Regions from separate parts of the Homo sapiens genome. Here region 1 is linked to region 2. The links are chromatin loops, found by intact Hi-C in ENCODE. Cell type or tissue: ovary. All regions are shown on one strand. Each heading gives the region's core, and the rest is flanking DNA. Links, peaks and the distances in the headings are about the cores only. Region 1 overlaps FHOD3 (formin homology 2 domain containing 3). Region 2 overlaps FHOD3 (formin homology 2 domain containing 3).

Region 1 (16,838 bases), core at 3,817-11,816, 45 kb before region 2:
CCTTCTCACCTGGGTCCCCAGCCAACATTTCTCACTAGCCACCCCACACCTTGTGTGTGGCTTGCCATAACCTCAGACTAACAGGTATAAACCCCTCCTCCCCTTTTCAAAATTGCCTCCACTGTATCACCTCACTATTTCCCTAACTAGTCCACCATTCTGTGCACTATTCCCCTAATGCCACATGTCCATTCCATTCTCTTGTGTCCCTCTACACGAGCTGGCACCATGGCTCCAGATTCCCAGCCCCCTCCCTCCCCAACCCTGGGTGAGGCCCCAATCCACTCACCTTCCTCGGCTACCAGGTTTAGGTTCATTAGGCCACTCCCTGCTTGTCCCCCCAGGGGGTTACATCTGATCAAGGCCTCCCACTCCAAGTTCTTCCCACTCACCCCCACATAGCCCCCTCATCACTTAAGGAGTTCTGTGGGGGCTCTCTTTGCAGGTCATTTTTCTTCTGTCTGACTCCAACCCACATACCTACCTGATGTCATCTTTACCCTCATACATCCTTGCATTTAAAGGCATTTAGAACCTTTGATTCCAGTGTCCATTCAGCATGGGAGTTACTTCATTCTTGCCTGACTTACTGCAGCCTTTTCAGGAATGCCGTCTTTCTCACGCAGTGGTTCTCAACTTTGACTGCACACTGAAATCACCTGGAAGCTTTGAAAATCACCTCTGCCTGGGCCCACCCCTGAGTTCTGATTTCATGAGCCTGAGGCTGGGCGTGGCAGGGAAGGTTCTAAAGTTCTTCAGGGGGTGGCAATATTCTCCAAGACTGAGAGCCTACGCTGCAGGTTCCCAAACAAACATCTAACCACCTGGACAGCATTTTTCTTTTTTTTTCTTTTTTTTTTTTTTTTGAGACGGAGTCTTGCTGTGTCAGCCAGGCTGGAGTACAGTTGCGTGATCTAGGCTCACTGCAACCTCTACCTCCTGGGTTCAAGCAATTCTCCTGCCTCAGCCTCCCGAGTAGCTGGGACTACAAGCACGTGCCACCACGCCCAGCTAATTTTTTGTATTTTTAGTAGAGACAGCGTTTCCCATGTTGGCCAGGCTGGTAGCGAACTCCTAACCTCAAGTAATCCACCCACCTTGGCCTCCCAAAGTGCTGGGATTACAAGCGTGAGCCACCATGCCCAGCCTGGACAGCTTTTTTTAAAAAAGCAAGATTCTGAACCTCACTCCAAACCTTCTGAAGCCAGAACCTAGAGATCAGCAGTTCTGGCACCTGGAACTGGTGTGCAGGGCCTCTGGGCTACCCACTCAACCCAGCTGAACTCACCCCTAATGGCTCCTTTGGTTTTAAAGGGCCAGTTTTCTCCCCCACTGAGAGCAGGGGCAGAACTTGATGGCCTCCACTTTGAGCCTTGCATAGCACTATGAAGACAGGAGCTTGAACCTGTCACTGATTAGCCACAAGGCTTCAGCCAACACACCTGCACCCTCCACTCAGGATAACTACCTTAAGAGGAAAAAAAAAATCAGGGAACGTCTACCTTTCTTCCCTTCTGCACCCTCATCAGAATCTCTCTCTTAACATGGGGGTTTCGTTGGTTTCTTGTTTCGGTTTGGTTTTTTAGGTTCAGTAGATTTTTAGACTTATGTTCAAAATCTATTCTGTGATTTCCCATTCCACCAGTCTAAAATGCAGAGGAAACCTGGACAAATGTGTGAATGGGTGAGGTTAATTTTTGTATTATATCATAAGAAGAAGAAATTGCTTTCATTCCTTCAAACCTGATATTTTGAGAGGCAAAGACCTCTTTGAGAATCCAATGAAGGCTTTGAAATACCTCCCCACCAAAATCCCACAAACCCACAAACTGTACAGAAACCTCAGAGGTTCATGGGCCTCAGGGCCCATGATCTGCAGGCTGAGAAGTGAGGTGTCCAAGAATAACAGCAGAGCCAGTCCCAAATCCCCAGGTTCCCCTAAACAGGTCCAGCACAAAGCTGGCAGGACCCATGTACCCCTGCAGATGGGACTCTGCATGGCCCTTCTTAACCTTTCCCAGATGCACATCCAGCCATGATTTCTAAGCCACCAGCCTCACATAGACACATGGGCCCAGGGTTGGAGGACTACCAGCCCCCTTGGCAAATGAGAGAAAGTGAACAGCATGACACAGCCAGTAAGCAGCAGCTATCTTCACAGCCAACCCTGTGGCACAGGCCTGAAGGGAGTCATGCCAAGGAAAAGGTGAACGCCCCAAGTTACCTGAAGTTAGGAGCACCTGTGAATGTGTATGCCATGTCCAGCCACCACACTGGTCCTCATGATGTCCCTGAAACATCATGGTTCTCAGGTCCACTCTTGGCTCAAGCCACACTCCCACCTGGCTGCACCTTCCAAATACCCAAAGCCACCATATCCTCCAGGGCTTGCCTAAAAGCCCACCTTCTCCATGACAGTGCCCTGTGGACCCAGGCTGGCATTGGTTTCCTTTCAGAGACACTGAGGGTAGCAACAGGCAAAAGAGTGGAGGTTCTGGCCCAGCTCAGCCCTGTGGGCAAACCTCCATCGAGGTCTCTTAACTAAAAGTTGAGATCTCAGGGCACCTGACCTGCATAGAATCCTCTGGGTCTAAATTCCAGTGGTTCCCATTTCAATGTATCATCTTTCCAGAATTGGACTGTAATTATAACAGAGGCTAACAGTTTTGAGTGTGTATTATGTATCAGGAACTAGTTAACGTTTTAGATACATTATCATATTTTACTTCGAAACAACCCAAAGAGGCAGTATTATGATAATATTGCCCCCAATTATAAGGAAACTGAGGTTCAGAGAGGTGAAGTTACATCCCCAGGGTCAAACAGCCATGAGACTAATGGTAAAGCCTGTGTCCCTAACCATTATGCTACACTGCTCTCCTCAGGTGCCAGAGACCCCATCAGGACCCCTCTTCATACAGGAAGATAAATGGGATTGGGCCATATTTTCCTTATTCTGTAAATAAATGTTACAAGTGTCCTCATTTTATGAACTCCTATCAGAGGTAAAGTGGCTTGCCCAAGGCCACACAATGACAACGTCAGGAAAAATAACCTGTAGGCTGCAGGCTTCTCTGTCTGCTGCACCAGGTCATGCTTGCTAATTTCCCTGGCCTCAGAAGGTGATGAACAGACCTGGCTCTATTTTCTTAGCATAATAATTGCTTTGTCCTTCTACTTTTGAAGGTCTTTCTCCTCTTCTCTGACTAGCTAGAGCCTGAGTGATAATTCTAAACAAGAAGTTAATTTTTAGTCTTGGCATAAAAGTGCAGGGTAATGGACAAGAACAAAGAAGCAAAATCCTCCAGCAAGGAAACTCAGAACACATGGTATGAAAAACATCACAATTTTCACACAGACTCATACATCTTCATTAGATGGCCACAATATTAGCAGACATTTTGCTATAACTGACACAAAGAAATCAAGAGAAAAAAATGGTATTTGCCATTTTCATACCTCCAAAGGGCAAATCTTAACTGGGAAGCAATTATATTTTAACTCCCACTCATGGGAGACACACAGACTTTGTCAAATGCCACACATCTAGGAGAGAACCTAAAAAGTCTATTTCAAAGATACAAACCCTCACTCTAGGGTGATTTGGGGGCACACTTGTCAAATGTGTAGCTATGCATGCCTATAATTCCAACACTTTGAGAGGCTAAGACAGGAGGATTGTTTTGAGTCCAGGAGTTCCAGACCAGCCTGGGCAACATAAGGAGACCCCGTCTCTACAAAAAAATACAAAAATTAGCCAGAGCAGGAGAATCATTTGAGCCTGAGAGATGGAGGCTATAGTGAGCTGTGATTGCACCACTGCACTCCAGCCTGGGTGACAAAGAAAGACCCTATCAAAAATAATTAAAAATTTAAATTTTTCTAAAAAAAATTTTAAATGTGTAGCTATTCAATATCTTTTGGGCTACCTTCCTCTGTAGTTTCCCAAGTCTTGAGTCCCACCTTCTCATCTTGCCATAATTCATTTTCCCAGCAACCCTAGCTACTAGAGTATAGAAATGGGATTCAACCTCTACCTATTGGATGGACTCATGGCCAAGTGATGATTCAGAAGGGAACAAAGTGAGAATACAAGAACCAGGATCTACTCTGGGGAGTTTATAGCAGGATGCCCTGGCTCTTTGGGAACAGCTGTGGAGGAAGTGCCAGCATCTGGAGACAGGTGTCGCCCAGGTGAACTGTAGTGTCAGTGATGGATGATGGCAGCAAAGCTGTTTCAACTGGAGACAGTGTTTTAGACCAGGACCAATTGTCCTTGCAGGAACCAACCTCATGCCACCAAAGGTGCCAATGTACATGCTGCATAGAACCTAAAGTACCTTTGCCCAGAAGCCCCTGGGATGGCAGAAGAGCACAGTCTTGGGAATTGGTCACATCTGTGTTCAAACTTGGCTTTGCCACCCCAGACATGTAATTTAACTTCTGACCCTTGGTTGTCTCAGATGAAAAATTGAGACAATAAAATCCAATTACATGACTAGTATGATAATTAATTATTAAAGATCTTGTGAATAGGGAGCCTAATATAGTACCTGGCACAGTAGCTGATCCAAAAATATTATTCTTCTCCCACACCCTTTATTCTTATTGCTTTTATCAATATATTAGCACTTTTTTTCTGAGCTGTCATCTCCAAATCATTCAAGTTTTGATAAGAAAGAAGAAAACAAAAACGAGGACAAGGTCCTCAAGCACAACACCACTAGAGACATTTTTCAAGCTGACAATGATCTACTCATAACATTCCCGGGGTCTGTTTGATCAATGAGCCATGAAGTCATCCAATTAGACTATCATCTAGCCTGCATTCTGACAACTTATATGAAAGGATGTCACTGTCAAATACTTGATAAAAACTATTGCAATGGAACATCCCCAAGTCTATCAGCCTAATAGTGTTAATTTTAAAAATAGCAATAAGTAGAATCTGGTGTGACTTAAGATACCACTCCCATATGCACAGCCTAGAGTGGTTTCCAGGATCCTTTCTCACATACTATTGGTGTGCCCTTACTACCACTCTGGAGACAAGAAGGGTATCCTCAGAGCATCTTGCTGAATCTTAACAAGGACCTTGGTCTTCTTGGTGCGCATGGCCATGCTATTCAGGAATCCATTCTGGCAATGCGCCATTCACCTGGACACTAGTATTCGCTAAGTGCCTGAAACATGCTGAGAAAATGCCAAATCCTGGACATTCAGACAGGCATGGTTCTGACCTAGTAAAGTGTTAGCCGCAGAGAAGAGGTGCAACTAGCAGCACAATCAATGATCATAAATTGTGAAGGGTGTTAAAACAGGGGAAACCCAGGAAGCCATCAGTACATACTGAAGTCAAATAGCTATATGAAACTAAGAAGGTTCCAATTTTTCTCCATTAATTGAGCTATTCATGAAAAATGAGAATTCCCAGATAGTATTCAGTGGACCATATTTTTAACTCGGGCAAAGTGGTTTCAAACAACTTTTGGGGGCTCCTGGACAACAGATTAAGATAGCTGAGCATTATTTGGAAAGTATCAGGGAAACTCTTAAGTTTCCTGAAGAGGAGGGTGATGAAATCAGAGATATACTTAGTTCGAGATGGATAAGAAGTAGGCTGGGTATGGTGACTCACGCCTGTAATCCCAGCACTTAGGGAGGCTGAGGGTGAATTGCTTGAGTTCAGCAGTTCAAGACCAGCCTGGGCAACATGACAAAACCCCATCTCTACTAAAAAATACAAAAATTAGCAGGGCGTGGTGGCACACGCCTGTAGTCCCAGCTACTCGGGAGTCTGAGGCAGGAGAATTGCTGGAACCTGGGAGACAGAGGTTGCAGTGAGCCGAGATCACACCACTACACTCCAGCCTGGGTGACAGAGCGAGATTCCGTCTCAAAAATAACATATATATATATATAAAATTAGCTGGGCACAGTGGCACATGTCTGTAGTCCCAGCTACTCGAGAGGCTGCAGTGAGCCGAGATCACGCCACTGCACTCCAGCCTGGGCAACTGGAGTGAGACTCTGTCTCAAAAAATAAATAAATAAATAAAAATCAGAAGGAAAAAGGTGGGGCCCCATCAGGGGCTATTTCAGTAATCTAATAAATATAAGAATGGCTGCTGATATGGGTATATTCCTAGAGAGGTTTCACTTTCTGTGCACATCTCTGATTTTTTATGTGCATATTACTTTATTCAGACTCACAGTATTTCTTTATTCAGCAAAAGTATTAAGCAATTCTAGGTATAGGCAAAAAGTAAGTTGACATTAACATAATTAATAATTATTTTTTCCACAGTAATGAGTTTAAAAGATGATACCGTATAAAACTATCTACTATAGCATCTGCTAAGAAACTATCCAGTAAATTATCATTGAATACAATATCTAAAATAGTTGCAAATCCACTAAAATCTGGAAAATATCCATTTATTTATTCACTTTTAGAGACAAGGTCTTGCCCTTTTATCCAAGCTGGAGTGCAGTGGCACAATCATGACTTACTGCAGCCTCGGCCTCCCAGACTCAAGCGATCCTCCCACCTCAGCCTCCCGAGTAGCTGGGACTACAGGTGTGAGCCACCACAGCTGGCTGGAAAATATCGATTTAATTGTGACATATGATTTTAAAATAACTTAGCATATAAATACCATGTGCTTGATTACCACAAATGTTCCTAGGAAAGGCTACTCCCGAGCACCCATCAAGAAAAGTTACTCAAAATGGAAACGGGTCTGCAGTCACCACTGATGAGTCACTTGCATCTCCCTCGTGTGTGATTGAGAATTAAGAGAAGGTCAAAGCCATGGTAGTTCCTCCTAAATACTTTAAGGCCTCAATGTACCCCCATTTCCTGGTAGGTGGGGACCAGTCAGCAGGGTGAACAGTTGCTCTTACCCGGCGTCATCCTGGAAGCCTTCCAACTCATCCCGCTGCTCTGCCAGGGTGGCCTCCAAATCCAGGTAGGCGCCATTGTGAGAGAGCTGCAGAGTACAGTCATCCAGCTGCAAGAGAAAGAGCCTGTTATACCCAACCTGCTCCTCAGATGGAGACTACATATGGAGAAATCACATCATGTTGCCCTCCTGTGTTTTGTAAAATCAAGCAATGTTCTGAAATGTGGATCATAACTTGAAGAGCTAGTATGTTAGTGCAAATAGATCGGGAACAATCTGTGTACCAAGTGGATGGATGAGGCATCTCTTAACAGAGTGACATCGACAGCATCCTCTGGGCCCTAAGCCACTGAAGGAGCCCTTTGGGCACTGGGCCAGCGCTTTTTTCCACTCTCAGGGGCACAGATGAGACCTGGCATTTCAAGAGTGGAAATCGAGATCACGATGCTGCTGTGACCATGGATTGAGTCACAGGGCTTAAAAGGCAAATTTGGTGGGGAAAATATGCTGTTTCCTTTGATTCAGTGAGGAGCCTACTGATTCAGATTCTATGGTCATACTCTGCACATTACAAATAATGTTGCTCAATAAAGTATTTTTACAATTGAACTGAAACATCCTCCAACTGAATGGCAATATACCCAAATTACAACATAGCACACAGGAAATTAAGTCTCTCTTGCTCTGTCACCCAGGCTGGAGTGCAGTTGCTCGATCTCAGCTCACTGCAACCTCCACCTCCCGGGTTCAAGTGATTCTCCTGCCCCAGCCTCCCGAGTAGCTGGGATTATAGGCATGCACACTGATCTCATTTTTAAAAATTTTTATTTTTTTTTTTTTGGCGACAGAGTCTCGCTCTGTCACCCAGGCTAGAGTGCAGTGGCATGATCTCGGCTCACTGCAACCTCTGCCTCCCGGGTTCAAGCAATTCTTCTGCCTCAGCTTCCCAAGTAGCTGGGATTACAGGCACCCACCACCATGCCTAGCCAATTTTGTTTTGTATTTTTAGTAGAGATGGGGTTTTGCCATTTTGGCCAGCCTGGTCTCGAACTCCTGACCTCAGGTGATCCACCCGCCTCGGCCTCCCAAAGTGCTGGAATTACAGGCGTGAGCCACCACACCCAGCCAAAAATTTTGTTTAACAAACATTTATATGTTGTTCATTATATTCTGGGCACTGTTCTAAACATTTGTACATGGGAAGTCAGTTGATTCTCTCACAAACTCTGTAAAATGAGTCCTCTGTAAAATGAGGACTCTGTAAAATGAGTCCTCCTCATTTTACAGATGAGGACTGTGAGGCACAAAGAGAGGCTATGTTACTTGCCCAATTCACCGTCTAGTAAATGGTGGAGCTGGAATTTGGATACCAGCAGTTTGATTTGAGGACATGGTCTCAACCACTACACTCTGCATCCTCTCTACAGCCCAAGACACACACAGAACTTGAAAATTTTGTCACGGTGCAAAATGCAGCTTGTATCAACTGAGTGTTCTGGTGTGACTGAGCAAATGTGTTTGCCAACACCATTCCCTTTTCTCCCCAGGCACACAGTCTTGCCTTAGAGTTGGGCTCTGGCTGCATAACTGAGTATTGATCAGCAGAATGTGGGTGAAAGTGAAGAAGGCCCCCAACAGGCTTGGCCATAACACCTCTGCACAACTGTCCACTTTTCTTTTCTTGCCTATGGCCAGATGCAGAGGAGCCAGAGGAGACCTTGAAACCTAGAAAAAAGCAGAGCCCCAAATGCAAGGAGCTTGGGTTCCTGAGTCACTGCATGGAAGAGAGCACTTTGCTGCCCAGATCCACTGACCCATCCTGGACTGTGACAGCATCAAGAAACGAGCCTTTGCTGTGCTAACTCATTAAGGTTTTGTGGTTGCTACAGGTAGCAGTTAGCATTATATTACATATAGAATGATTACTCTTAAAATAGAGAAAAATAATTTTACCAAAGAAGATTGAGATTAATATTATGAGGAAATCTAAACTTATACCCTCATGCTTGATTTCTTGAGCTGTAAGAGTGACTCAATTCATCTTCTTGCTGAGTTAGGCTATTATTCCAAAATGAAAGCTAGGGGAAAAGTGGAGACAAATATGTGGTTACTTTAAAACATCTAGATGAATGCTTGATAATCTGCTATAAGTGAGATTTCAAATAAGGGATTAGTTTTTGTTTTGATAGGAAAGTTTTGCTATTATCCTCAACAAGAGAAATGCAAACTGTCATCTTGTTTAGAAGCAGCATCTATAACAGGCTGTTAATTCTTGTTAGAAACCCCACAGTTCCTTGTTTCTGGTTATCCACAACAGAATGAAAGGAATTTCTTCTTTATTACTTGTGAGAAATACCTAGTTAAGTCATTTGAAGGGGTTAATCCTATTTGATTCACTTGTTTTATTTCTCTAATAGCAGACCATACCTCATAATTACTAAAGGCTTGATGGTGAATTTCAGCATTCTTGAGCAGCATCCTATAGATGGATCATCTGATTTGAGAAAGCATTTACTACAAACTGGCCAACCTGTCTGTACTGTAGTGTCAAAGGTGTGCCCAGGGTTTTGGGGAAACACACAGGAGCTGCCTCCCCTACTCTATGGAAGCAGCAGGCAGGAAGAGTTCCTGCAGAAGGTGTCTCCTGAGCCAACCATCACCAGTGGACTGAAATCAGACTTTATCTTTCCAGGTGGAAAATTCCAATGGAAATTGGACCTGTTGACACGTACAGTGGACCATGTGTCTGGTTGTAATCATTGGCAGCTCATTCTTGCTTTAATTTCTACTGCTGTTATTAACTAAGAAAGCTGATTTAGTGTGTTCAGCTGATAGTATCAACACTTTGCCTATTTTTAATCCCACATATAATCAACAGACTGAAAGATGGAATGACAAAACCTCTTTAAGCCATCACAATGTCCTTTTCCTCAACCCCTGGAAACACATGAGCCTAAAGAGAGAAGCACTGGGATAAGGAGTTTCTACTTCTCCTCAAGGAGGTCTGAGTCATTCAGAGCCTGTGATCCACACTCAGCCAGAGGGAGAGAACGAAGAGCAAGTAGCGCTGTCTGGAGAGAAGCCAAGCATACACATGAATGTGGCATAAATACTCCCACCAGAGCCTGTTTCAAGCCACCAATGCACAGTCGCTGAGCATGGGGTTAGAAAGAGGTGTGCAGCAGCTCACCAGTATACAGCATTTCTACCACACAGATCTGTAAGACCTAAATAACCTGGAGAGCAGAGGTAGCAGAATGGAGTAAAATAATTAGGAAGTGACACACTGTGAATGTCTATAACCTTTGTTTTTAATATAATCTGCTCAATTGTGAGTTTCTATAATTCTTATTTATTTTAAATTTCTTTTATTTTTATTTACTATTATTACTATTTTTTTGTAGCAGGGGGGTCTCACTGTTGCGCAGGCTGGTCTTGAACTCCTGGCATCAAGCAATCCTCCCACCCCGGCCTCCCAAAATGTGAAGATTACAGATGTGAACCATTGTGCCTAGCCAATTTAATTTTTAGTAATAGCTACATTTGAAAAGTGGCTCACGAAATTCCTGAGAATTTGACAATCAGTCTTGCAGGTCACCCAGGCCAGCACTAGCACATACTGCTCTTGGCCATTCAGTTGAGGTACCTAAAGCAGGGATAACAGAGATGAAAAGACTGACAGACCCTTACCCAGGCTTATCAGTCTCCACCAGCCCTGCCTAAGCCCTGTGCTCTTCTTAGACTGGAAGGAGGTGGGAATGTACTAGTGGCCAGCAGATGTAGCCCCATCTGGGCTATTTTGCATATCATTTCCATCTCGCATCTTCAGATTTTATTCCCAGTAGCCCAAGACAAATATCTCACTTTTCTGGACACTCACCCTGGCCTGCCAGGTATCTGCCTCAAGGCGCTTTGTGCCAGCCCCAAACTGTAACAGGAAGCCCCATAATCTCCCTAGCCTCTGACAGCAGAATCCCCAAACCTTAGCACAATGGCCTGTTCTCACCATTCCTCTTCTCACATTCTGGACAGCATAACTACTACCATTTCCACAGTTCAATTTTAACAAAATTATATGTCAGGCACAGGCAGGGCACCAAGGAACACATAATCACTTCCTTCCCTCAAAGAGATCGTTTAAGTATAACACACAAATCAAACACAGAAAAGAATAAAACACCATCTAAATCAACTGTCAAAATGGGTGGACGTTCATCCTCAGTTATATCCCTTCTGCTATCGTTAGCAGAGACCTAAGCATCCTCCATGGAACTGCCCGAGTCCCCCCTCCAGGATAGAGGCTGCCATTACCTCCTACGCCAGATGTCACAACCCGGATCCCTAATAAATGGGTGGGCAGGCCCATCCCATTTGTGCTAGTGAGTCCCTCAACTGAAAAAGAAAATAATTTGCATCTCTTTATCTCTCAGGAACTTCATGTGGAGTCCTCACAGCGGGGCTATAGGAAGAGGGGCTGCCCTTTGGGAGACAGGACATGTGTGTGCAAAGGGGATCCTAACAACACAGGGGCTGTGAAGACAGCAAACGAGTCAACACACACCACCCGAGCCATCCACCACACAAACCCCAGCCCATCATTACACCCGAGACACAGGAGATTAATATTTAAACCATCACATGAGCCAAGGAGGAAGAACACAGTGCTTCTTGGCTGGACCAATATGTTGAAAACAGCAAAAGTCCCTAAATATGTGGGGATGGGGTCATGTTTAGTTATTATTTTAATAAGCAAATTAATAGGTACACTAAATGAATTCCTCAATCTTGTCAGTGATAAAGAAGTAACAGTCATAAACTTTCCGAAGAACTAAAAACAATATGAATAGACAGTGAGTGGTGATTAATTCAAATCCAGTTATTACACAGATTTAGACAGATATATCAAAACTTTCCCTACAGAGCGAAAAACTCAGACACCTCCCTGCCAGACCAGTCCCCACCGGGGAATCTCAATTCTTACTTACACGGAGGCAACCTGATCCCATTCCTTGGCCTTTCCTGTCAAATGTCTTCCCAAGTGACTTAAGGGACCTGGAATTTCCTGACTCTGACAATTTTCATATCAACCCTGATCCCCTGGCAGCATGTCCCCTGCAGTCCTTTCTTGGCTCTAGGTTTGGTGGCCAGGACATTGCCAGGCACTTCAGGACATAAGACAAAGCCAGGAGCCATGGGGGAAGATAACATTACAGGGCTATTACAGAAGTACAGCGATTAAGGAAATTTAGGGGCAGTGACAGCGGTGCAACAGGAAGACTTCAGATTGGGTTGCAGGCTCACACAGATAGGGCTGTAAATCTGTGGCCAGGATTCTGGTGGGAGGCAGGGTGTTCAGCGGGCAGCCAGTCTCAGATCCACAGTAAGTGTCCTTCTAAATATCCAGGATTTTGTGCCACTCCGCCTGGGATAAAACACACCAATAAAGCAGGACCTCATTCTCTGGAGACATAGAAAGAGCCTTCCACTCCTTGTAGAGACACTATGCAAAGTCACTCTGGGGTTCTTTTGACTGTTCCAGCAAAGATAGTGCAGTCAAAAAGAAAGGGCAAGCCAGGCATGATGCCTCATGCCTGTGATCCCAGCACTTTGGGAGGTCAAGGCAGGCAGATCACTTGAGGTCAGGAGTTTGAGACCAGTCTGGCCAAAATGGTGAAACCCCATCTCCACCAAAAAACAAACAAACAAACAAAAATTAGCCGGGTGTGGTGGTGACACACCTGTAATCCCAGCTACTCAGGAGGCTCAGGCAGGAGAATTGTTTGAACCAGGGAGGCAGAGGTCACAGTGAGCCAAGATTGCGCCACTGCACTCCAACAGAGTGAGACTGTCATCTAAAGAAAAAAAAGAAAGGGCAGACTCACCATCCTGAAAAAACACCCAAACATCTCAAAGGAGGCTGATGTCACGTCTCGATTTATGTATTCTTTCTTTTTCTTAGTCCAGTGAACTAGCATGTTACTGGGGTAGCTTAATGATTATCTAGGTTTTGGCAGCAGGTCCACAGCGATCCATAGCCCAGGCAATAAAATTTCTGTGTAATCCTGAAATAGATTTGCACAGAACCGTTCTATAAATATATACTAGGGCTACTCTTTAAACTAATTTTGGTTATAGTTTAGAAGTGGGAAAACATTCTGATCTTAAAAAGAAAAAAGTAAACTTAATGGAAAGCGCAAGTGCTTATGGCACTTCATTGGTTCCCCCATCCCTGCATCCACATCCTCCCAATGTGATTTTGCAGCAAATTCCCTCTAGAGGTAGATTCTTCCTCTACTCCTGGAATCTGGGTGACCTGTGTCTTGCTTTGGCCAATGGACAGTGTCACGTGTGACCTGGCAGAGACTGGGGCTGCCCTCTCTTGCTGCTCTTGGAGCTCTGCCTCTATCTGAAGATGTTGGGGTTACCCACTGGAGGGTGAAAGACTCGGGCCTGGCTGCTCCTGCCACCCCCGCTCACAGCCTGCCAACTGCCACATGTCACGCGAGGCCAGCCTGGATGGCCAAGCCTCCAGATGACCCACATGATAGACACATGAGACAGCCCAGGAGAAACTGGCCAAACTGGGCCAAACCAGAACTTTCCAGTTGACTCACAGGCTCAGCAGCAACTTTAGGGTTCTGACTTTACGTCACCCTCCTCTTCTCATGAGCTTGCCACCTCAACCCACAGCCGACAGGGAAAACAACTTTCACACTCCACATGCTCTGCACCTGGATGGCAGGTGGGTGAGAGGTTTGCCCCCTTCGAGTTGCCCGCTGAATGCACCACGACACTGCAGGCTCAAGGCAGGGCTGGTCACTACCTGCCCAACCCTGACATGCCACAGAGCAAGAATATACCTGAGCCCAAAGTCCTGCTTCCCTGACCATCCCTGAGCCCAAAGTCCTGCTTGGGGCAGAAGACAGCAGCACTTGCTGGGTAAAAGCAAGGAAGGGGAGCCCAAACAGAGCCTGGAGCACCGGGGAGTGAGGGAGCAGTCAGCCAAGGACCCTCCCACACAGGAGAGGACACAGCAGGAGGCAAGAACACACGAAGTCCCAAACCCCCAGAGTGTGCTCCATGGATCCATGGAAATTCACTTTCAAAATGCAAATGGAAAGATAAAACTTGGAAGAATTTCAAGATAGCAACCTTAAGCACAGGACCCTTCTGACTCCATCAGTCACACGCCCACAAAGCTAGCCCCACTCTTGGCTCATAAATGAAGTGTTGCTGTGGACCCTACCTCTCTCCAGGGCCAGCTTGACTATGGGTCCCCTGAGTGCCCCACTTCAGGCACATACAGCTCTAAGAGAAGCCCAAAAGCAGTCAGCATGTTCCATTTGGTCAGTTGCAATACAGCTATGCCTGTTTCCCCCCTCAAATGGTACTTTTGTTGCTAGGCAGCCATGAAGCTTGTGGCTTCCTTGGATTTTGTGGTTCCTTTTAAATGGAGCAGAGACAAGGAACTGGACTTAAAGGACAAGCAAAAAATGTTAGGAAAGAGAGCTTTCCAACAAGCAGTGCCACATGTCCCTTTCACAAGTCTTAATAAAACCAACACAAAACTCGGTTCAATCATTCTAACTTTTATGGACTAATGATTCCCCCATAACCCATAACAACCATTGCAAAGGGACAAGATACAGGGCACGCACTCTGAGGTTGTCCTCTGCTATTTCCTAAGGTGATAGTGAGAATGTGGTATTCATTTCATTAACCTTCAAACTATACACACTTCTCACATGTATTCCTTTGTATGTATAATGCATTTCACATAAAAAATTGTAATTACATTTACATATTTTAAAAATACAAGTAACACTTGGTCAATTTTCTTAAGAGAAAGACTACATGAAATCAATTCACATGATATCAGAAGAAAGTAGTTCCTATTGGCTAACCCCAACAAATCATTTTTAAACTTTTAAGTTCTTAGTGGCCCATTTGGCCTTTTCTAAATGAGCACATCATAGTTACTTTAATAAATGTTTTAGGATGAAGTACAAAGATATCTTTGATGATCCAGCATATATGGGTTATGAAATAATATGAATGTATTTACTTTGAAAGCAGTTGGACTTTACTTTCTCAGAAATATTTAATAAGTTATGTTCTTTGTGGCCACCGAGCAAGAGAAGCAATGTCTTGAAATTGACTTAAGCAGTTTCCCAATAAGCCCAAGATTTCTATTTAAGTCAACAAAAGAGTCCAGCTCACCAACCAAAGGCAAGAGCCTCTATCAAATTCTGCAAGAAAGACAAAGGCCGGATGTCTCCCATTCAGAGCTTAAATTTAGAGGGAGTGATAGTCTGGTAAATAGGTAAACATTTGAATTATTTTAAAATATTTTGTTATCATTAAATAGCCAAAAATACATTAAACTTTCCCTTGAAAAAGCTGGAATATATTTTTTACTTATGTCTATAGGCACCTTTTGCCATTTTCCGTTTCACTTTATTCAAGTTGAAAATCGTATCAACACTATGTTTCAGGATTATTATTATCACTGGCTTGTTCACTCATTCAGATTGATAGTCCTTTCCTGTTCTTCTCCATGCCACACACTACACTGTGTCCTGGGGAGACACTGTGTCCATGCCACACACTACACTGTGTCCTGATCACCCAACAGCTGGTGGCAGTTCAGGAAGTGAGGAGCACAATGAGTTTGTTGCCTGTGTTGTTTCTGTTGTTTTCTTTAGGGTGGAATGTGGGGTGTAGGGACTGAAGCACAGTGGATGCAAAAGTCCTGTCACAGAGTGGGAGCAGTTTAAGGCAGTGAAGGGAGGCAGGCCACCGGCCATGGAGGGGGAGCCTCACTGCCCAAAGTAGACTAGACTTGATTCTAGGGCAATAAGAAGCCATGAAATGGAATGGCTGTGAGCAGATGTGTGCAGGACCAGCTTTGCAGTGTGGGGATGGAAGAGGGAAGACAAATGGAGAAGCCACCGCCAGGATCAGGGACAATTTCAATGTGGCTTGGACAATGGTGAATCCAGTGGAAATGGAGAGAAGGAAAGGGAGAGAAATGGTATAGGGAAGGAGGGCATAAAAGGGAGAAAGGAAAAGTTAGAGGATTGAGTGACTGATCGGATATGGTGGTGTCCAACATGGAGAGGCAAAATCTTGAGTTTCTTGCTTGAGCAAATTAGTAACTGGTGATACCATTTACCATTTGCATTAACATGGCAAACACTGGCCTAATAGCTGTTTGGGGGCAGGGAGATGGGATAAAATGAGGATCTGGTTTTTGGTTTTTCAGTTTTGTTTTTTGTTTTGAGGCAGGGTCTCACTCTGTCACCCAGCTTGGAGTGCAGTGGCATGAACAAGACTCACCACATCCTTGACCTCCCAGGCTCAAGTGACCCTCCTGCCTCAGCCCCCCAAGTAGCTGGGACTGCAGGTGTGCGTTACCACGTCTGGCTAATTTTTTAACTTTTAGTAAAAACAAGGCCTCGCCATGTTGCCCAGGCTGGTCTTGAACTCCTGGGTTCAGGCAAACCTTCTTCCTCACCCTCCCAAAGTGCTGGGATTACAGGCATGAGCCACTGTGCCCAGCCAAAATTGGGATTTGTTTTTAACGTGTTATGTCTAAAAATGGTGGTGAATAAAGAAATAGATTCAGGGGGCTGGGTGTGAATAAAAATATGATGGTTGAAATCCCACAGGTGCATTGGCATGCCGAAAGATAACTGCTTACTTCATGTGTCTTGAGAATCGGTAGTGGTATTCCCGTTTTTAAATTTCTGATATTGCTAACTGTGCTGTCTGAATTTTTTCTCTAATGATTTAGGAGAAGTTCTTTATTAATGTCTTTTTAAAGAACTATTGATTATATTGCTTTTCCTCTGTAAGTTTGTTTTCTAGCTCACTAATTGCTATTCTTATCTTTATTATTTTCTTCTGTATTCTCTGTGTTTGGCATGTTTT
Region 2 (16,838 bases), core at 4,563-12,562:
ATGTATAGGAAGAATCAATATCCTGAAAATGGTTGTACTGCCCAAAGTAATTTATAGATTCAGTGCCATCCCCATCAAGCTACCAAGGACTTTCTTCACAGAATTGGGAAAAAACTACTTTAAATTTCATATGGAACCAAAAAAAGAGCCTGCCTAGCCAAGACAATCCTAAGCAAAAAGAACAAAGCTGGAGGCATCACGCTACCTGACTTCAAACTATACTACAAGGCTATAGTAACCAAAACAGCATGGTACTGGTAACAAAACAGATACATAGACCAATGGAACAGAACAGAGGCCTCAGAAATAACACCACACATCTAGAATCTGATCTTTGACAAACCTGACAAAAACAAGAAATGGGGAAAGGATTCTCTATTTAATAAATGGTGCTGGGAAAACTGGCTAGCCATATGTAGAAAGCTGAAACTGGATCCCTTCCTTATACCTTATACAAAAATTAACTCAAGATGGATTAAAGACTTAAATGTGAGGCCTAAAACCATAAAAATCCTAGAAGAAAACCTAGGCAATACCATTCAGGATATAGGTATGGGCAAAGACTTCATGACTAAAACATCAAAAGCAATGGCAACAAAAGCCAAAATTCACAAATGGGATCTAATTAAACTAAAGAGCTTCTGCACAGCAAAAGAAACTATCAGCAAAGTGCACAGGCAACCTACAGAATGGGAGAAAATTTTTGCAATCTATCCATCTGACAAAGGGCTAATATCCAGAATCTACAAAGAACTTAAACAAAATTTACAAGAAAAAAACAAACAACCCCATCAAAAAGTGGGCAAAGGATATGAACAGATAATTCTCAGAAGAAGACATTTATGCAGCCAACAGACATATGAAAAAATGCTCATCATCACTGGTCATTAGAAAAATGCAAATCAAAACCACAATGCAAATCATAACTCATGCCGGTTAGAATGGCAATCATTAAAAAGTCAGGAAACAACAGATGCTAGAGAGGATGTGGAGAAATAGGAACACTTTTACTCTGTTGGTGGGAGTGTAAATTAGTTCAACCATTGTGGAAGACAGTGTGGCAATTCCTCAAGGATCTAGAACCAGAAATACCATTTGACCCAGTGATCCCATTACTGGGTATATACCCAAAGGATTATAAATCATGCTACTATAAAGACACATGCACATGTATGTTTATTGTGGCACTATTCACAATAGCAAAGACTTGGAACCAACCCAAATGTCCATCAATAATAGACTAGATAAAGAAAATGTGGCACATATACACAATGGAATACTATGCAGCCATAAAAAAGGATGAGTTCATGTCCTTTGCAGGGACATGGATGAAGCTGGAAACCATCATTCTCAGCAAACTATCACAAGGACAGAAAACCAAACACTGCATGTTCTCACTCATAAGTGGGAGCTGAACAATGAGTACACATGGACACAGGGAGGGGAACATCACACACTGGGGCCTGTCAGGGGGTGGGGGGGCTGTGGGAGGGATAGCATTAGGAGAAATACCTAATGTAAATGATGAGTTGATGGGTGCAGCAAACCAACATGGCACATGTATACCTATGTAACAAACCTGCACATTGTGCACATGTACCCCAGAACTTAAAGTATAATATAAAGAAAAAAAAAATGAAGCCCACCCCTAAAAGGAACAGAGCTGCAGAACAGCAGGCGCTGGGGTGGGCTCTTACAGTTTGCCTTATCGGGTCCATCCTCAAGTTACAGATTACTCTGAGCCCTAAATAAACTGATCGGAAACTACTAAAACATTAATAACACCAAAGGCCCTTCAATCAATAATGACCAATCAAAATGACCAAGATATATTTTGGAATATATATAGACAGCTCAAAAGGACAAGAGGTGACCTCGCTATCCATCTGAAGGATTTTAAACCCCAGTGACTCATGCAGTAGAATTTGGGCAATGCCCTTTTTGCTGGTGAACAAATGCTGGTGAAATGTGGTAGACCCTCTAGAGGAGCTCCAGTTTTCTCCCCTACACACCCCAGGAGGCAGAAGCAAAGTACCATCCTGGGCATGCATGGGGCTAAACTTCTCCTTGTCCCCTCACAGATTTCCCCTGCTTTGGCAACCTGACAAATACTGCCTAGAATAATGAAATTTAAACTGTTTAGACTTTGCAGAACTACATATGTTAATTTAATGGAGCTGGTACGTTCTGCTTTAGGGACCAGGTGGGTCAAGGAACTTTTTTTTTTTTTTAATGAGAGCAATGGCTCTCCGAGAAAGTGGGGGAAGAAAAGAGGCTTAAAGATACCAGAGACCTGAGACACAAAGAAATCTCAGGCCCGGGGCCACCCCTCCTTCTCCCCTCCCACTCCCCGAGGATTAGCTCTGCTCTTACTCATGGCTGTCTCAGCCACAGAACGGTGCGTGCAGTGGCAGCAGCGGGCAGAGAGCTGCCACTTCAGGGCCTAGCAAATCACAGCACTCATGAGGGCGCACCAAGCAGGAGTCACAGACACCAATCAGGTAACCAAAATTACATTTTCAAAAGTCGGGTCTGTGAGCAGACATAATGGGGTGTCTGCTTGAGTACTCGGCACTGCTGGGGTTCACTAGGACATCGCAGATCTGGGGTCCTCTCCCCCAGCCTGGTGCAAGGCAGGCTGCCAGAGGAATTCACATGGTGGGCATGTGAGCACACAGGTTCTGGGCTTTGATCTAAGTGCTCCCTCATTGCTGCTGTGAGGCCAGGCCTTTCACCAAAGCACTGTTCACAAACTCTAATGTTACAAGCAATATTCAAAATCTCAAGATGTTCCAGAGCCCCCCAGGACCCCTTAACCCCCACATGCCCTCTGCAGGAGCCCCCCAGTTTCATCCAAAAGGGAACCTGATAAAAACTTCTGTACACTGGGTGGAATAAGAGAATCAAGAGTCTCGGGGTGAGGGTGTCATATCAGAGGGGAAAGACTTTGGTCACAGGGAGCAAATCTGGGATCCAGAGCTCTTGGGTGGCCAAGGAGGCAGGCTGAGGCCAGGAAAGGCCTGGAAATGAAGAGAGACTGAGGTCAATGCCCTAAACATCTCCATGTAAACTAGTTTCTAATGAAACTCACTAAACATAAGCCAGTCACAATTTCCTGCAAAAGCACAGTCCCCACATTATGCACAGGTATCTTTCAAAAGTTCAATATGAATCGACTATGTGGAACTCTGAGTGCATTTTTCATAGAAATAAAGTGATGCCTATTAGGAGAGTAGGCTGAGACCAGGCCAGCCTGACACCATCATGGCCTATCAGTTCCTGGAGACGAGGCCCATGCTTTATTCTTTTCTGATTTCCAAGTGCTCTGCAGAGAACTTGACTTAGAATCAGAACTCACAGAGTTCTGCTCTGTGAGTCAGTGAAAGACTTCCTCGGACGTCAAGCATGATTGCACATTTAACTTCCTTGTGTGTTCCTCAGGAATGCAAGTGCTAACATCCTCGATTTTTAAAGGCACTTGGAGAACCACATAGATCTCCCCCACTTAGGCCTTGACCTAATGTACTCTAATATTCTAAGGAAAGTCAGGATCCCTAGACAAGGAGGCAGAATAGAAACAGAGCTGAAAGATAGACTCTGGTTTTTCATTTGAGGCAGGTCCCCAGGCTGCACGCATTGAAAGTATAAGATGCCCTGATGAGGGGGCTCCTTGGAGGGCCATCTGGAGGCCTTGGCAACTTTAGGACCCTTACTTGCCCTCAGCAAAGAGAAGATAAAACTCATTCAAAAACCAAACATCTAATACTCTAGCCCCTGAACTTCTTAAATATCTGTTCCCCTCCCATTGTTCCTACCACCTCCTCCTCTAAAGCTCTATTCTCTGATGTGACAGAGAAAGCCACATGTACTCGGCTGCATTCCTCCATTACTGCTCACATCACCTCTGTGTGCAATGATCAAAGTGCACCTTTCACACTCTAATTTCTCTAGTGCCACTTGCTGCTTTGCTTGTTTACACCATTTTGCTAATTGATAAAATGGCTGGTGATTTGTATCCCATGGGGATTGAGAAGTGATTCTCACACAGCTCTGTCATAGGCGTTGTCCCTGTGTAAAGTTGTGAAATGAGGGTTTTGAGCCAGGGTGACGTCAGAGCCCAGGATGATGAGGCCATGAGGCAGGGGACGCCAGTACTTTGCCTCACAATTCATCCATAACAGGGCTTTGGGAGGCATAAGAATTAAGAACAAACAAGATATCTAAATGAATGATCTTTTTTGTGGGCAGTGTTTTAAAAAGTGCTTACATTCTGAAGTTCAGAAACTCGAATGACAAATTCTTCTGACAGGCCAGGTGCAGTGGCTCATGCCTGTAGCCCCAGCTACTCAGGAGACTGAGGCTGGAGGATCACTTGAGCCTAGGAGGTCGAGGCTGCAGTGACCATGATCATGCCACCGCACTCCAGCCTGGGCAACAGAGTGCAACTCTGTCTCAAAAAAAAAAAAAAGACAAATTATTCGGACAAAGGATAACTTGCCAAATAAGAAACCTCCTGACTGCCCTGCTAAGGAGAGAGCCAGGTAATTATCTGCTGAATAAAGAATCTAGGTATTTATCACAGAAAAATGAAAACTTAGGTTCACACAAAATCTCTATGCAAATGTTTAGAGCAGCTTTATTCATAATCACCAAAAACCAGAAACAACCCAGGTGTCTTTCAGTGAGTGAATGGATGAACAAACTGTGGGATATCCATACCAGGGGAAACTGCTCTGCAATCAAAAGGCAGGAACTCCTGAAGCACCCAACAACTTGGATCTGAAGGGCACTGTGCAGAGTGAAGAAGCCAGTCTCAAAAGGCTACACACGAAATGATTCTATTCATATAGCATTCCGGAAAAAGCAAAACTACAGGGAAAGAAAACAGATCAGTGGCCTCTGAGAATGCACAACTACAAAAGGGTGGCCCGAGATAATTCTTTAGGTTCCTGGAATTGTTCTGTGTCCTGTTAGTGGTGGCAGTCACAAAAACTTATGCATATATGAAAACTCATAGGACTGTGCACCAAAAATAAAAGTGAATTTTACCAAATATGAAGGTTTTTTTTAAGTTCACAAATTCTTTGGCAATTCTTCCATAAAACAATGATATCTAATTCCCCCTTGCCCTTGAATGAGGGCCAGCCCTGGTGATTCACTTCTAACAAGTAGAGTACAGCCAGAGCATGTGGCTAGATAGGGAGAGCAGCACCCACCTGGACCTCTCACTTTGGAGCCTGGAGCTGCCACATAAGAAGTCCACCTACCCTGAGGACACCATACTAGAGAGACCCTGGGGAGAGACCATTGACATATGAAGAGAGACACCCAAGGAGCTCCCAGCTATTGGCACTTCCCAGCCCAGGCACTGGCCATATGACTGAAGAAATCTGAGATGATACCAGGGCCGGCCATGATCCAGCTGCACCCTCATGACAGACCCTGAGCCAGAACCACCCAAGGAACTGCCTTCAAATTCATGGCCCAAGGAAACTGTGAGAGATAATAAATATGATTGTTTGAAGCCACTACGTTTGGGGTGATTTATTCATAGCCATAGATAACTAATATAGGCACCCACATTTTCTGAGCAATCCCCATGTGACTGACACTTTCTCAAACATTAACTTATTTTCCATTCATTCAATAAATATTTATTGAGCACTTTCCATATGCCATGGATGACACATGGACCAGAGGGAGAAGCAGGTAGACTCCAAGAGGCAGGATAATCAACAGAACGTGATTCTGACAGAGCAGGGATTGCTGCTAGGGAGAGGTTCTCAGTTGGTTTGGGCAACTGGCTGGCAATGCTCCTCGCTGAGGCAGTATGGGTCTGTGGGAAGATGACAAGATCTGATCTAGATGCGGGGCAGGTTCAATGCCTGTTGGGACGTCCAGGACGAGCTGTTCAAAGGGCAGCTGGGTATTTGGCCTCAGAGCCCAGAGAGAGCTGAGCCAGGGGTCAGCTCTAGGGGGTCGTCAGAAAGCCCTCAAAGCCATCCAGGACAAAGAGGGTGACTGTGAGGAGGAGGTGTGGTCTTTGGACAGAAACCTGAGAAAGGCCAACATTCAAACAGCCAGAGGGAGCAGAAGGATTGAGAAGGACTAGAGAGGGCAGGTGAATACCGCACCATCAAACAGAACGGCAAGCATTCCTCAAAGGGGACCATCAGAAACAGCAATTGCTGCTGTGAGATTCTATAAGTCAAGAATGGAAAAGTGTCTACTAGATTTAAAGACAAGTACCTTAGCAAGAGTAGTTTTATTGCAGTAGTGACAGGAACTGGGAGGGTACAGGGCAGGGGGAAGGTAAGACAGTGGGGCTTAGACAGGTCTGGGAGGCTTGAGGGTTGAAGGGTGGAAGAAGGACAGCTGGGCCCAGGGCCAGGGAAGAGGGACTTTCTGGACAAAAGAGGCTTTAGCCCACCTAAATGCTAATGGGAGGATCTCAGAGGGAAGGAGAGGGTGAAGACACAGTGGAAAAGGGCTGGCATTGCCAGAAGAAGGGGCGCACCTGTCCCCCCTCCCCCCATCAGCAAAGAGGGCACAGCAGGGCACGTGGGTGCAGGTGGAGGTTGAGGCAGGCAGGGGCCAGGGCTGCATCTGAGTGGTCTGCTTTGTCTTTGCAGTCAAAGGTGAGGATCCACGTTGGGAGTGGGGACACTGTGGTGGGGGTGCAGGTGTGGGATGGTAAGAGGAGATCTCATAGCACAGCTGCAGGGAAGGGACTACAATGCTGGGAAAGGAACATGGCTCACCATTGCACATGGCACCTGGGGCTGGAGGCCACGCATGCTCCTGTGACATACAAAAAATATGAGGACCTTGTGTTTGTCCACAACAGCCCATGAGGGAGGTGCTACTGTCCGAAGATTTCATTAGAAACACGGAGCTCAGGTCTGTCTGACATGGAGCCCAGCACCATTTTGCCAGCCCTTGGTGTCATTTATTTGTGTTACTCTGTGGACCAGCAGAATCTGACATCAAGCAGACACCCAAGAACATCTGTGAAAGGGAGGAAGGAGAGAAAGCTCCCAGAAAGGGTCACATCGTAAGCCCTCACTGGCTAACACTTGATAATCAGCTCACCAGGAATTAGCAGTGGCTGGGACTATGAACAGCAGGGGTCCCCGCCCTCCCTGCCCAGACACATCCTGAGGCTTGTCCCTGTCTCCCTTCCTCCTCCCATGCTATCTACACAGGTGGCCTTTCAGTGACTCCCCATCCATCCATCTCCTTTCTTCTTTGCCCCAATTCTCTTTCTGTCATCTTTTCTGTAATTATTTTCTTCCTGTCTGTCTTTCCTCTTCCTTTCCTTTTCTGTCATGTTTCTATTACATGAAATGAAAATAATTTTTTATTCAGTTTGTGGTCATTGACAACAGCCTCTGCTCCCCAGTCAACCCCATATATTAGCTTAGCCCCGGGCCCACTGCTGCAGGCCACATCCCTCCAGGGGGCTATCTTCACCCACCCAGAGCCTTGGAGCCTGATCCTGACTCCCATATCCTACCTGTGTCTCACCTGTACCAGGTGCCCTTTACCTCCCTTTCACCAACTGAAACCCCACCCTCCTTCTCCACGAGGCTTTCCAGGCCATGCAGTCCACGTGGATTTTTCCCAAGTTGACATTTCTTTTTTTTTTCTTTTCTTTTTTTTTTTTTTGAGATGGAGTCTCACTCCTGTTGCTCAGGCTGGAGTGCAGTGGCACGATCTCGGTTCACTGCAACCTCCACCTCCCAGGTTCAAGCAATTCTCCTGCCTCAGCCTCCTGAGTAATTGGAATTACGGGCACCCACCACCATGCCTGGCTAATTTTTGTACTTTTTAGTAGAGATGGGGTTTCGCCATGTTGGCCAGGCTGGTCCCAAACTCCTGACCTCAGGTGATCCACCCACCTCAACCTCCTGAAGTGGTGGGATTACAGGTATAAGCCACTGCACCCGGCCCCAAGTTGATATTTCTATAGCCCCACAGGCCTATGTCACACTTTGACATGAGTCATATGCTGCCTTCAGTTGTTACTTCACTTTGCATTATGTTTATGCCTTACTTCCCCAGCCCATCATCATAATAAAGGATATCATTTTCACATTCCTGGGATCAGTAGCATTGATAGAAATAAAGCTTACCACATAGCCAAGCTCTACTCCCCAGCCTGTGTAAAACTAAGCACCAACTTGTTCCATTTAATGTCATGTCAACTCAGCTTACATTTTTCTCTGACTGTGTTCACTCTGCACACTTCTTTGGGTGTCAACACACATCCTTCAGGTTTATCTCTGACAGATGGAGACAGGGAGCCAGGCGGAACAACAGAAGCCATGTGCTGAGTTCATTTTTTCACCCTGTGAGGGGTGATTACAGTGCATTGGTCATGAACCAACTGATTTTCATTTTCTCACCTTTGAGACGGAGGCCCAAATGCCCCACTTGCCCTCTTTCAGGGTCATGAGAGGATCAGCCAGGCTAACCTATGTCCCAGTGCCTAGTAAACTGCACAGACATGCTGTGGTTCTAGTACTGGCGTATTCTGTAATGAATCACTGTCCACAAAAATGCACTCAGTTCTGGGAACAAAAAACCACTCGTATCCTTGACTATTGTTCTGGACAGGACTGCCCAACAGCTCTCCTTTCCCTGCTCCCAGGCACATGGTGCTGCTGAGGTTGGATGGAGGAGCAGCAGGAAGACTGGATAACCTCTCTCACTTCCGGGCACTGGCAGCTCAGACACTAGCCGCTCCCGGACTGCCGGTGTCTGGTGATTCACAGAAGCTGCGGTCAGGAGCCTGCCTGAGTCCTCCTGCAGCCTGAAGCTATGATCTGATATGGGAATGAGTAACAGATCCCTCCAAGGTGAGCACCATCACCTGAAATAAAATCTCCTACGCAGAGCCTCCACGGTTGGCAAAAGGCAGAATCTCCGTGTTTGGCAAGAAGGGCAGTTGGACTCTGCAGCCACCACTCCTTTCTCCCCAGGTCTACCTTCCTCTTGGAATTTCCCATTAATCAGAGCTGCTGCAGCCACTGTGGCCACACTTGCCTCAGGGACCCTCCCCCTCACACAAGCTCACAACGCTCTTCCCCTCGGCTCAGCATGGGCAGGAACGGAAAACAAGGCTTAGGAACAGTACAAGTGAGAGCACCTGGCTCACAAGCTGGTACTTCCCCATCGTGAACTGCAGGCCTTAAGTCTGGCCTGGTCTCCCTCCATAAGAGAAGACCCCAATACCCACCCCACCCACGAGAGCCCCCAGGCATGCCCACACCATCCAGGACAGCATGCCTTCTCTTGCCAACATGGGGCTTCCTTGCAAGCTGTACTTTCCTGCTGGAGGATCTAGCAGGGACTCAGTAGGGAGGCCAGAAACAAGTTTTTGATACATTGAAGAGTTGGTTCTACCACACTCACCTACAGTGTGGGGGAGGAGTTATAACATCCACAAATCATGGCGACAGTTTAGGGATCTGAAGGCTAAGGCTCCACCCTACAGACACTTTCCTATTGCTGCAATCATCATGTATATTAACATATGTTGCACTTTTTCCATTTAACATTCTTGCAAATATTCAAAAAAATATTTGTTGGGGCTTACTATGTAACAGACCCTGTCCTAGGAACTCTGAAATGAAAGGTAAGTTAATGTGCTTCCTGCTACTGGGGCTTTACATCTGGTGGAGGGACGCAGCCACAGGATGAAGTGAGACCCACAGTGTCCTGGGTCCGAAGGTGCTCAGTGCACAGCCCGGGTGTGTCTGAGGGATGGCCAGGAAAGCCTAGAATGAGTTTTGTTCTTCAAAATGGGTAGAGACAATGGGATACATACATGTAATTTATTCACGGTTTTAACAATCATCTCTGAATCCCACCTGGTGGTATTCTGAGTTCAAGTGTCAGTCTTGGAGGTGATACCAGCTGCACAAAGAAAGGAAGAAGTCAGGTTGGAGCTGGGCTTCATAACTTGGCCTGGCTCTTCACCTGCCCCAGATGGATTTAGAGACCATCTTTCCAGCTACCTCCAATGCTTAAAATGAGGGTAACTGCTCCTATCCAAGATGAAATCTTTATCCTTCAACTCAGCAACTAAACATTGAGAATTCGTCTTAAGGAAGTAATCAAATATGAGAAAAAATATTTATTTTTCTGCAGGTATGTATTATAGCACTATCTGTATTTTCCTTATTGGCAACTACCTAAACCTCCAATAGTTCAATCATTCATGCATTCATTTTACAAATATGTATTAAGTACCAAGCATGGACAAATTTAACATTCAAGAAGAAAGAGCACTTTCCCTCATGGAACCTGGGAACAATGGTTACATGGATCATGGTACATACATAGACTGGATTACCTAACTGTCATTAAAGATGATGTGCTCCAAGAATATTTAATGACTTGGGAAAGTATTCAGATATTATTATGAATAGATGTTAAAATTCTGGCAAGACACAAAAGTGTTAAGAGTGGTTCCCTTTGGGTGATGAGAAAAGTGATTTGTATTTCTTCAAAGTGCTTTTCTGTAGTCTCCAAATGTATCCATGTGTTCATTCTGTGACAGGAACAGATGCTTTGTTGTATAAGGGAGAAATCCTTGTTTGTTAGTCTTTCCTTCCCTGAGTCTAGCTTTGTCAGTAGTAACCTCTCTCCAGCAAAGTCATCCTGTGTCCACCCACACACACAGTTTAAGTGGACAGCTGCATGGAACTACAGTGTGAAGATACTTTAGAGTACAAGACACATGCACATCAATAAACACATACTGATCTGAGTAATAAAAACAGTCCACATTACACAGCTTTCTCATGGGCATAAAACAGCTCTTTACTTCTGCCACCACAGGGGAAGGTAACAGGTGTGGCACTTCCAGCAGCCCCCGTAGACACTATCTGCAGGTTGTAGGTCACAGATCACTCCATGACCAAACCCTGGGGTCATGGTTCTTGTGGCTTATCCACCCTATTTCCATCCTCTTGGGCACAACCAATTAATTTTCAAGGGCCATGTCCATCCCCATCTGTGGAGATATGAGGACCATCGCTCCAAATACAAATTAGGGAAAAATGGACTTCTAAAAAATAAAGCTCAGGCCAGGCGCAGTGGCTCATGCCTGTAATCCCAGCACTTTGGGAGGCTGACGCGGGCAGATTACGAGGTCAGGAATTCGAGACCACCCTGGCCAACATGGTGAAACCCCATCTCTACTAAAAATACAAAAATTAGCCAGGCATGGTGGCGCATGCCTGTAATCCCAGCTACTTGGGAGGCTGAGGCAGGGGAATTGCTTGAACCTGGAAAGTGGAGGTTGCAGTGAACCGAGACTGTGCCACTGCATGCCAGCCTGGGCGACAGAGCAAGACTCCGTCTCAGAAAAATAAAAAATAAAGCTCAAAAATAGGAAAGGCTATACTCCAAGGCCGGAGGGCAACTGGTCACTATGATACATGAAGAAGTCAGGAGGTGCTCCTAGCAGAGGCTTTACACAAGGGACTTCTGCAAGGAAATGGCTGGGATGAGCAGACTATTCTTCCTCCCTTCTAACTCTAAATCACGGTTATCCTCTCACTCAGTAAATATTTACTGTACACTCACTATGTGCCAGACGCTGTTCTAGGCTCTTGGGCTGCACCAGTAAACAAAACAGATTTAAAAAAAACAAAAACAAAACAAAAAACTCTGCCTTCATGGAGAAGTGGACCAACTACTCGAGGACTTTGGAGTTTGCCCTGAATGGCAAGAGGGCTAAGGGAGGTTTGGAGCAGAGGAGTGATATGACCTGACTCTTATTTTTTAAATGTCTCTTTCCTCTTTGGCTGGTCACACAAGTTGGTTGCCTAGCCTGTTTCTCTATGTTAAGATCACTGAATGGAACATATCTGGTTCTAACTTTTCCTCTCTTTCCATTAATGGCTATGTTCTAAGGCAAGCAGGAAGCCTCCACCCCACCAGACATCATCAAGACCTACTGTAAACTACAGTGAGTAAGACAGTGCAATGTCAGCACACAAACCCTTAGACAGACAATGGAGCCCAGAGCCCAGAAACACACTCGAGGCTGTGGGAGTGAGGCACCTCAGAGGGGCCACTGTAGACTGTGCTCCGAGCCCTCCACACTCTCCACCACTTGGACACTGCAAATGTCCTCTCTGTTGGCTGCTCTCCCAGGGGCTCCAGCGCCCATGCCCTTCCAGCTGCAAGCACATATGTCATGAAATCAGAGGACCACAGCCACTAAGACTCCCAGAAATAAGTTTCCTCCTTATTGTTCAGAAGGGTTAAAAGCTAGGTTTCTAGGGTGTAGCACCCTTAACAATATTTCATTTTGCTTTCATTTAATCACACTACAGACAGAGGAGGGGGACAGTATTCTATCAACGACTTGTCTCAACCCCAATGTCACCACATGCTCATTTTCATTGACTCTGGGAGGGTTGAAGAAGGTGACCTCAAATCATAAATAAAACCAAACAATTGTTAAAGTGATATAAAATGCAATTGGTATAAACTTCTTTAGTCAAAATTGTGGTCAGTGATTGGCTGCAGGCTGTGTGTGGCTCTGGTTTAGCCAGAGGGACCCTCCTCCTCGTTTTCTCCCCCAAGGACCACCCCACTACTCAGAGTCTCCAGCCTGTCAGTGTCCAGCCATGCAAGCTGGTAGTGTTTGCCCATCAATTCATTTGCTATACACCCCAAGCCACTCTTTGGCTCTGATCAAGCAGTCAGAAGATGCCTTGGTTATCTTCTATTCTGAGAACTTAAAAAAATCTTGGGCTTGTCCCACACACTCTGGTTACAGCTCTGGCATTTCATTCTCTGCTATAAAAATCAGTGCATGATGAGGCACCTCAGCACCACAGGAGTTTCCTTCTTGGTTTTCTCTTCTTCAAGAACGTTAAAGATATTCAAAGAGAAACTAATTTGTTTCATTTTTGCCAAGTCTAGGAATACCTTTCTATATTGAACTGCAAGTTGTTTAACATTTTCCCTTTTTTCAAGTTGATCAAAAATTTTAAGATTTTCTTTTCTAACATTAAACTCTAAACATTTTTCCTTGGAGTCTAACATTTTAACATCTAGATTACAAAACTAACTGGTGAAGAGGAGTTGGATGTTTCCAGTTTGTAAATAGATACAATGTAGATTCCATTTGTTACTATGTGTCTCTAAAAACAGAGAAACTTCTGGGTATATATTTTGCAGATTGGTGATAATTTTTTTTCAAAAAATAATTGATCTTCCTCCCTCTTTAACAGTTAATTCATAAATAAGTTTATCTGCCCATAGAAAATCAATGTTGACTGTAATTATAAGGGTGCCAAGGTATACAACTTACATTTTCATGTACATTAAAGCATCACTGCCATTCACTGTAAACTGAGAACCTCTTCTGAGGCATACTGAAGGCGGACGCAGAGCTGGCTCACTGGGAACTGGACAACACCCCAGTGTGGCTATGCAGGCATGTCATGGGCATCAACAGCCTTAGGAAACTGAGTGCCTTTATATATTGTTATCACTTATTATAGCCTTAGCAACTTCACAGTTTAGTAATAAAAATTTAGGAGCATATACTGAAACCACAGGTATAATATCTCTACCTTAGCATTTCGCTTACTAAGCTAATAGTTTATGTAACTGACAATTGTTTACTTCATCATGGGAATTGATTGAGCCTAGAAAGACACCCTGAACATAAAAAGACAGATGCCCTACACTTGTTTTTCTAAGATTCTAAGGAGAACACAACAATCAGGGTGGGAAGAAAAGTATCATTGGAGGTATGAAAAAAAAAATCCACTGATGGTTAGCTATCTCAGCCATAGAAAACACACTCAGATCATACAGTAACACTTAATGAAAGAGCTCTGATCCCAAGGGGACTATTGGAATTGTAACCTAATTTTTTTAGCTCTTTTATTAAAATATTTCAGTATATGCACAAGTATAGAAAGTAGTATCATGAGCCCTCCCCACATACCTATAATCCAACTTTAACTCACAGTCTATCCTGTTCCATCCATATATTGACTCACCTACTTGTCTCTTATCTGGAATTATTCTGAAGCAAATTCTAGACATCATATAATTTCAGTATGTATCTCTGAAAGCCATAAACTGTTACTTAAACCTAACCACAATACTATTATCACACTTTAAAGTTAATAATTTTAATATTAAACATCACTGCTCACATGTTCAAGTGATCTCAAATATTTATTTTATAATGTATTTGAATCAGCATTCAATCACAGCCACATATTACCTTTGGTTGATGTATCTCTTTAATCTCTTTTCATCTAAGGTTTCCTTCCACCTTTTTCTTTCTTTTGCAATTTATTTGTTGGAGAAACTGTAATTTCTCACAATCTGGATTGCGCTGATTGGCAAAGCTTAACATTCACTGTAACTTAATTTTCCCCATTCTTTCTAACTTAGTTCAGAACAAAGCTCAGAAACAGTCCCCCAGCTCCCCCTTCACCCCCAAAAATCTTCTGATTGTCTCTCTAATGGAGCAGATGCTGACAAACCCAAGACTCTGAAAATGGCCAGCAGAGGAGGACCCAGCTATGCCTCTAAGCCAGCCACAGGCAACAGCAGTGTTATTGAGAGATGAGGTGTGGAGGTTGCCTGGAGCAGGTGATTGCTGTCCTCTGAAGACAGAAAAGTTCCCAAGTGTTCAAAAGTATCATCGTCAGAGAGAGATAAAATATGGAGAGAAAAGGAGGGTGGGGGAGGGCTGTTCCTGAGTTGGCCTCAGCATGTTAATCTGTTTTAAAGTCGACACTATTAAGAACTAACATTTCAGAGTCCAGAGTGGGAGGGCAATGGCAGTCCTGTTGTTTTCCAGAGGGACTCAGGTTGGAGTCCGAGGACAAAACGCATAGACACAGAGCATCAACCCTGGGAGGACTTGCCAGAGCACAACCACTTAAATCACAGCACTGTGACAGGCAGCCGCATGCAAAGGCAATGCAGTCAACCCTACCCCACCCCCATCTGCACAGAGAGCATGGGCTTTGCTGATTTTCTAATAATGGGACAGAGTTAACAATAGGATTTGGAGGAAAAAAAAAGATGACCTTAAATCTTAGCTCCTTCACTTAAACGCAGTATAGCCCTAGGCAACCTGCTTAACCTCCTGTGCCTCAGTTTCCCCATCTGTTAATTGGGGATTCCTCATCTGCCTGCCTGCTAGAGTTGTTGTGAGGATAAATAAAGCTATACATGGAGACCTACAGTGCAGCCTCCAGCATAAGTTCATGACATAGCAGCCCCTTCCTTCCCAAAGATTGATGCCAGTCTATTCCAACCCAGATCGTTGCAAGAGGCCATGACAGCACCTGCTGGATGTCTGGCTAGGTTACCGATATGGTCTGTGGCCATGCATGAAACAAAGCCAACTGACCCATGAAGGGTTCAATCCCATGATCCTGATCTCAATAGCAAGGCTCCAACCAACTGAGCTAATTACAGTGGAGTCAGATTTGATTCTGCTTACATGGAGACACTCTTAGCTGTTCATACAACATTCTTAAAACAGTGTTGTCCTAAGATACTATGACACAACACACTTGCCAAGTTTACTAATGATCTCATCTTTTAAAAATCTTAATGTAATGTAGCAAACAGATGTGTCCCTTAAGAGGATTAAGGTGGAAATTCATTAGTGCAATAATACCAGTGGATTTGTGTTCTAAAACTAACACCAATCAATCAACTTAGTGCACATTCTATCTTAGCACTACTTAGCTTCGAGGGAAACACCAGAGAACTGAACAGCCAGGTCTTCTCCCTCAGGGAAGTTATCTGAGAACAGGGGAGACAGTGAGAACCCCCATGTACTGAGAGCCTGACCTAAATCACCTGTAATCCATGCTGTTCAGACTGCAGTGTGCACAAAAATCACCAGGCCATCTTGGTGAAGCATGTGTTCTGATTCAGCAGGTCGGGGGGGAGGGGCGGTGGCAGCACCTGAGTGTGCATTTCTAATACAGCCCAGGTGATACACAGCTCACACTTGGAGTAGCTAGATTCTATCCTCACTGCAATCAGCTGTTTACAGATGGGATAGCTGAGGCAGCGAGGCAACCACAAAGACAAGGGTAGTGAGAAAGGAATGAACACAGTACACTCAAGGCTAATCCAATGAGAGGATGCACGCTGAAATGTGGACAGGCTGCCTGGAAGGAGAACATTCAGGACACAAAAGTGGAGTCCTTAAGAGCTTAGACCTGCTGTCACATGCCAACTCGGAACTTCTCACTCATGTGACCAGGTGACTTCCTTCCAATCTTGGTCTCTCCTTCTATGAGCTGCAACAGTATCAGTACTTGGCCCTCGAATGGCCATGGGCTTGGTAAGCTGATGTCCCTCTAGGATGGTTCTCAGCTCAGGCAAATGCCTAGGACATGACAGCTATTATAACTCCACTCTGTCCAGCTCACTCCGGGCAACAAAACATTTCCTGAATTAAATCATTAAGTAATAATTGTCATTTTAACATGTACACTAAAAAAGTCACCAGTGTTTTGTAAAAATATTCTACAGTTCCAGTGTTGGCTATCAAAGTGAAAAAAGAATCCTTAGATCATTAAATGCCAGTAGCACAAATCAATCCAAACACATTTTAAGCTTTAAAAGGACTATGATTCTATGAATGCTACTGCAGAGGTTTTTCTAAATTAGAACTCCTATAATTACCATTTTTCTTTTAAAATATTAAGCCAGAAATAAACATTTACTTTTGCAGCATTTCAAAACAAAAACTAAATGTCTTGCTTAGCCCAACCTAGAACATATAACCATCAAAATGAACATCTCCCCAATGAGAA

The links. Peaks named below come from ENCODE experiments on the same cell type or tissue, not always from the same donor. Only the 100,000 strongest peaks of a DNase experiment are listed, where the experiment ranks them.
Region 1: it touches region 2 in a loop (2.9-fold over the local background); 16 of 110 quality-filtered maps call a loop at or near these places.

Annotation. Positions count from the first base shown.
Region 1 is chr18:36,345,714-36,362,551 of GRCh38, reverse strand. FHOD3 (formin homology 2 domain containing 3) reads right to left here. Exons shown (of 29, transcript NM_001281740.3): 2 at 6,907-7,013. Among named protein-coding and RNA genes, the nearest start is that of FHOD3, 56 kb to the right of the region's middle. In ovary, for the core only: no CTCF peak of the experiment used is centred there; no DNase peak of the experiment used is centred there.
Region 2 is chr18:36,301,518-36,318,355 of GRCh38, reverse strand. The region is part of intron 1 of FHOD3 (formin homology 2 domain containing 3); the gene reads right to left. Among named protein-coding and RNA genes, the nearest start is that of FHOD3, 12 kb to the right of the region's middle. In ovary, for the core only: no CTCF peak of the experiment used is centred there; a DNase peak (open chromatin) is centred at 8,744.